Regions from separate parts of the Homo sapiens genome. Here region 2 is linked to region 1. Evidence: chromatin contacts called from ENCODE Hi-C or POLR2A ChIA-PET data. All regions are on one chromosome and are shown on one strand. Each heading gives the region's core, a stretch centred on a gene start or an enhancer-like site at or near the end of the contact. The rest is flanking DNA. Distances are from core to core; before and after follow the strand shown. Region 1 has its middle 4.2 kb from the start of H4C11. Region 2 holds the start of ZSCAN9 (zinc finger and SCAN domain containing 9).

The links. A loop is a pair of places that touch in the nucleus more often than their neighbours do. ChIA-PET counts read pairs that join two places held with the same protein, here RNA polymerase II (POLR2A). Pooled maps may share reads with other maps.
Region 2: a loop to region 1 is called in a pooled map, with 2.9 times the contacts of the local background. The contact joins the promoter of ZSCAN9 here to the enhancer-like site in region 1. A Hi-C loop is called at or near these places in 2 of 168 maps with a recorded cell type or tissue (MCF 10A and mammary epithelial cell), 9 of 37 single-sample maps with no recorded cell type and 6 of 50 pooled maps. POLR2A ChIA-PET finds 5 or more read pairs at or near these places in 5 of 52 experiments (B cell, HepG2, K562 and 2 more).

Annotation. Positions count from the first base shown.
Region 1 is chr6:27,818,385-27,821,343 of GRCh38, reverse strand. No RefSeq gene overlaps it. Among named protein-coding and RNA genes, the nearest start is that of H4C11, 4.2 kb to the left of the region's middle. Within about 2 kb of position 1,442, at least 4 of the 41 ENCODE cell types and tissues checked have a DNase peak (open chromatin) inside an H3K27ac peak, as active enhancers do.
Region 2 is chr6:28,223,738-28,226,696 of GRCh38, reverse strand. ZSCAN9 (zinc finger and SCAN domain containing 9) reads right to left here and starts at 1,422. Exons shown (of 4, transcript NM_006299.5): 1 at 1,331-1,422. RefSeq lists an enhancer at 1,518-1,617.

The DNA.
Region 1 (2,959 bases), core at 193-2,692:
ATATTTTTTACATGCATGGATACACTGTGGAATTCTTTTAACTCTAAAGAAAGTGTAATCTTGACACAATTTAAAATGTAATTTCTTTGTTTTTTAGTGTTTCCATGTAAATATTTACTTTGGAGAATAGTGAGTTCAGCCTCTGCAATCAAACAAACCTAGACTGAAATTGTGGCTTCGTTGCAGATACTTTTGCTGTTTTTGTCTTAATTTCCTCATCTTTTTAATGAGAGTAAAGGCAATCAGAGTTACTCCACAGGATACTTTAGGAAATAATGGAGATAATTGAGAAAAATGGCTAGACTAGCTTAGTAGATCTCACTAGTCACATATAGAAAATTTATATTTACTGTTTATTAATATTTTATTGATATTCAATTACTTAACTTTTTGTATATATTTAAATTCACATTTATGCTATTTGCACTAGTCCAAATAAAGTACTTAACAATTTTTATGTCATTTAAATTTCTAATATATTTGAATAAATGCTTAGAGTTTTATGTTTTGATATAACTTCTAAACAGCTATTAGAATATATTAATAGCTAAAATAAAAATCAAATATAATCAAATGAAGGCTTTTTTTTTTTTTTTTTTTTTTTGAGACAGAGTCTCGCTCTGTCGCCCAGGCTGGTGTGCAGTGGCTTGATCTCAGCTCACTGCAACCTCCACCTCCCTGGTGTAAGCGATTTTCCTGCCTCAGCCTCCTAAGTAGCCATGCCACCAGGCCCGGCTAATTTTTTGGATTTTTAGTAGAGGTGGTGTTTCACCATGTTGGTCAGGCTGCTCTCAAACTCCTGACCTCGTGATCCACCCACCTCGGCTTCCCAAAGTGCTGGGATTACAGGCATGAACCACCGAGGCTGGCTGAAGACTCTTTTTGAGGCCTGTTCTTCATTTCACACTTCAAACATCATCACAATATCAATAAAGAGAATATGTTTATACATACAGTTAAAATGAAGACATACATAGTAAACAGATTTAAGATATGAAAGAAAAACATTGGAAAACCAAGAAGATACCTAAGAGAGTAGAAAGTTTGTCAAAGTTTGTCGTTAATTTTGTCAGGAAAACCTGGTTTTCCTGGAAGCCTCATGTAGGGGAGGAAAAAAATATTTTCCCTCTACACTTCTGAGTTCTCAGCTAGAGCCCTTGTGACAAAAGACAGATTAAGAAGAGAAAAACAAACAAGTTTATTAACATGGGTACAGCACATGTCTCATGTGAGTGTACCCAGAAATGAGTAACTAAAAAATGTGACTTAAAACTCCAGTTTATATACAGCATCTTTAATAAGATCAATAAGTTTTTAGAGAAATTAGAAGACAAAGGAAAAGGATTTTGAGTTTTTAGGAGTGACAAATTGTGGGAAGGCAAATATATACGAAATTAATGGTAGATAAAGGCTGGTTAGTAAAGTTGTTATGCAGATTGCTCTGGTGCCCTCTCCAGGCTGATGAGAGTCTGATGTTGTCTCTGGTGATTAATTTTTGCCCTTTCTGGTAGAGAGGGGAGGAGAGACACCTCCGTACATTTATGTCCTGCTTTTAGGCAAATAGGGAGAGGGCAGAGAGTTTTCTTGTATCTGCTTCTTCTTAGTTGCCCTCAACTCAAATATTCTTTATGTCAATGTGGCATATTTTGGGGTGGTGTGTCTTGCCACCCTTCACTCAAAAACAGCTAATCTCTACCCAAAAAGAGAATCCTGGCTGGGCGCGGTGGCTCACGCCTGTAATCCCAGTACTTTGGGAGGCCGAGGCGGGTGGATCACGAGGTCAGGAGATTGAGACCATCCTGACTAACACGGTGAAACCCCATCTCTACTAAAAACACAAAAAATTAGCCGGGCATGGTGGCGGGCCCCTGTAGTCCCAGCTACTCGGGAGGCTGAGGAAGGAGAATGGCGTGAACTCGGGAGGTGGAGCTTGCAATGAGCCGAAATCATGCCACTGCACTCCAGTCTGGTTGACAGAGCAAGATTCCATCTCAAAAAAAAAAAAAAAAAAAAAAGAGACAGAGAATCCTTCCCCTAAAAGGAGACCCTAAGTATCGGCCCTTACCCCTTGCCTAGTGTGCCTGCCTTTATTCAAAATGTGAGACTCAAAACTTATTCGAATGTTACTCTTTTATTGTCTCACAATAAATCCAAGCCCATAACCATTTCTTGTAGGAATTAGTCTTTTTGAGACACTTCACAGTACTCACAAGCCTAAAGACAGAAAACTAGATTTTTTTTTCTTTTCAAAGAATTTAACCCTTGCTTAATAATAATCAGCTGTGACATTTGGATTTAAGTGTGAAGTTACTAACAAACATAGCACTCCTAGGTAGAATCCACCCAACCATGACCATGAACCTCCAAGTCATAGCTTGAATGTACCCATTGCATTGAACGGCCTCTACTTTTTTCCCAAAAGCCCAAATGCCTCTGTGCTATTTCTGTCTCATTTAAATTTAAGCTTCTTGGCCAGGTGCAGTGGCTCACGCCTGTAATCCTAGCAGTTTGGGAAGTCGAGGCAGGCAGATCACTTGAGGTCAGGAGTTTGAAACCAGGCTGGTCAACATGGTGAAACCCTGTCTCTACTAAAAATACAAAAAAAATTAGCTGGGTATGGTGGCAGGCACCTGTAATCTCAGCTACTCGGGAAGCTGAGGCAAGAGAATTGCTTGAACCCAGGAGGCGGAGGTTGCAGTGAGCCAAGATCATACCACTGCACTCCAGCCTGGGCAACACAGCAAGACTTTGTCTCAAAAATTAATTAATTAATTAATTAAAGCTTTTTTTTTGTTTTTATATCCATTTTTTTTATTTCCTTCATAAAGATGTACATTATATTACATTGACACATTATATTCACCTTATTTTGTAGGGTCACCATTGACCTAGGCACTATAGGGGGAAAAAAAATGAAACCCAGTCTGCACTCCACATGACTTGTAAAAACAAGATATAG
Region 2 (2,959 bases), core at 173-2,672, 410 kb before region 1:
CTTGGCTTCCCAAAGTGCTGGGATTACGTCAGCCACCACAGCTGACCCAGACCTAGGTTTTATTCTGATCCTAATATTTACTAGTTGTGTGACCTTGTGCCAAGTTTTTAAATCTTCTTTCAATCTTGATTTCTTTATGTGAAGAAGAAATAGCAATAATGCTTCACAGAGTTCATGGAGGAAAACAGCCCATGAATTAGGGACTGCACCGATCACTCAGAAAGTCTGAATAAAAAGTTTGAACTCACTGTATAAACATCAACTTAGAGAAAGAATAAATGGAAATATTGTTACTGTCGACTAAATGAACGAACCAACATTTACTTTACTATTTACTTCAGTTTTCTTAATCTTCAAAACAACCATTTAAGGTTAGTATTATTTTCACTAAATTTACAGAAAGAAAGGCTTAGGTGGATTCCAAGTCCTGGAGCTTTCCACACCGCCCTGCTGCTACTGAAGAATAACAGTCAACACTGCACAAGTCTACAATATGCTTTCAGATACAAGACTATATTTCATCCTCACAATTACCCACTGAGGTTTTATTATAATAATTATTTCACTAGATAAGAAATGGAAGCCAGGGAAAGTTAAGTAGATTGCCCAAGGTCAACTTCTTTTTGAGGACAATCCTAAGAAGCCAAAGAAGCCCAAGGGAAAAGTTTTCTCCACAGACGCAGGAAGCACCTGAAACCCATGGGGGTGTTCCCAAAATGTGTGTCTCCAAAATGCCAGGAAGCACAGCGCAGCAGCTGAATTCCAGCTTGAAAGGCCCTATGGCAGACATCTGGGGAATCTGAATTGGGAGGTGGAGAGAAGTACAGGGAGACCCAGAATATGCCCTTTAACGGGCTCCTCAGTGATTTGTATGTATTATAAGGTTTGAGAATCAATGAACTAAGGAAAAGGGAATCGGGAACTGCTACATTCTGCGCTTGAAAACCAGTCCATTCAACGCCCCTTAATTTGCTTTCAGAATCTAGAGGTAAGAGGGTATACAGGTTCTCCATCGTGAAGGCTGCCAAAGTCTTAATTGTCCTTAACTTCCTCTCCCGGGTGTTTCTTTCCCTGAGTCCTAAGCCTGTTGTCGTTATTCACCGAGGTGACCCTTCAGCCTCGCAGTCCTCCTACAACCCTTTCTTGTACAATGTCCCCACAGCTGGGGATGACCACTCTGGTCTAGGGGACGCCCGAAGCCGCCCGGCACTGACCGCCGCCCCCTCCTCCGGCTCCCACTTCCCAGCGGCTGAGGTTCACTTTCCACACCCCTTTTCCAGCCCCACCCTCCCTGACCCGCCTCCATTCCCGGTCCCCACAGCCAACTCACGAGACCCGGAACGCGCAAGGAGGGAGAGGGGGTTACCGGCCCGGCGTTGCTAGAAGCGCGGCACGAACAATGGCCGGGCAGGGAACAAAGATGCCGACCTCTCCTCGAAGGCGGACGGAGCAGAGGCACTTCCGGGCCGGTCTAGGATTCCATGTCTCGATGTCCGGCGTTCACCTTGCTTCGGACTCAACCCCCAATTTCCTGGCGTCCAGTTCTTTTTCAGCAGTGAATCACATAATCAGAATGTCATACGTGTGTGGGCCGCACACAGGTTTTAAACGGAAAACGTTGATGAAGCATAGACCGTTAACTATTGAAAATGATGATTTTTAAAAGCATTTTTAAAATTAATACATTATTTATGGTTTAAAAACCCTCAGACAATACCAAAATTAATAAAGTAAAATGTCAAACCCCACCTACCCCTCCTTAGTCCCACTCCCCGAGGCAGCCACTGTCACCGTTAGCCTGGAATTTGTATATCATTGTGATCCTCTCTCACACACACAATGGCATTATTTTATATTTAGCCTTTTCTCCCCCGCTTATTTTAACGTTTTCACTTCATGTATCCTAAAAAGCTTTACTCATCATGTAAGTCTAACTTATTGTATGGGTGCATAACAGTCCATAAAGCAATTTATTTGTCCAGGCCCCTATGTATTCTTTATTTAGGCATCTGCCTGCGTGCTTGCCTTCTTTCCTCCCTCCCTTCCTCTTTTCCTACCTTCCTCCCTCCCTTCCTGCCTTTCTCCCATCCTCCTTTCCTTTTCTTTCTTTCTTGTTTTTGTTTTTTGTTGTTTTTTTTTTTTGCTGTAAAAGTTTTCTGGAGTTTTAGTAATAATAATACAAAATCAAACCAAAACCAATTAAATAAATTTGTCACCCAGGCTGGAGTGCAGTGGCACCATCATAGCTCACTGCAGACTGCAACTCCTGGCTCAAGCAATCCTGCCTCAGCCTCCTGAGTAGCTGGGACTACAGTCACATACCACCATGCCCAGCATTTTTTTTGGGGGAGGGGGGTAGAGACCAGGGTCTCGCTTTGTTGGCCAGGCTGGTCTCTAACTCCTGACCTCAAGTGATCCTCCCACCTCCGCCTGGCAAAGTGCTGGTACAGGCATGAGCCACCATGCCCAGCCTTAAATAAATTTTATTGGTACAAAAGAGCGTAATTGTAGGTACTGTTAGTCATTCATCAGTTTTACTATGCCAACCAGAATGATGGTGTCACGTAGATTAAACTATATTCTGTTTGTTTTAACAGAATCTTATCATTTATTTTATTAAAGCAGTAAGAAAGTATCTTGTGTGTTAATGGAGGCTCCATGATCTGTTTTAACTCCAAAACGGTAGTAGCTCGGAAAATTTCTTTATTATTTTCCTCAACCTAGCCTTCTGAGGGCATTAAATAAACCCAAGCTTTATGCTTTACTTCTTTTTCTTTCAAATATCCAATAAGTATATAATCAATAAGAGCACTAACATGCAGAAAATTTGCTCAAAAATCCTCATCACTTTTTCCACCATACCATGTTCACTTGCAAATCCCTCATTACAAACTTTCCTAACAAACTATGAAATGAGAGTAAATGCTCAATTTCTCTTGGACTTGAATAGACTGTTTAA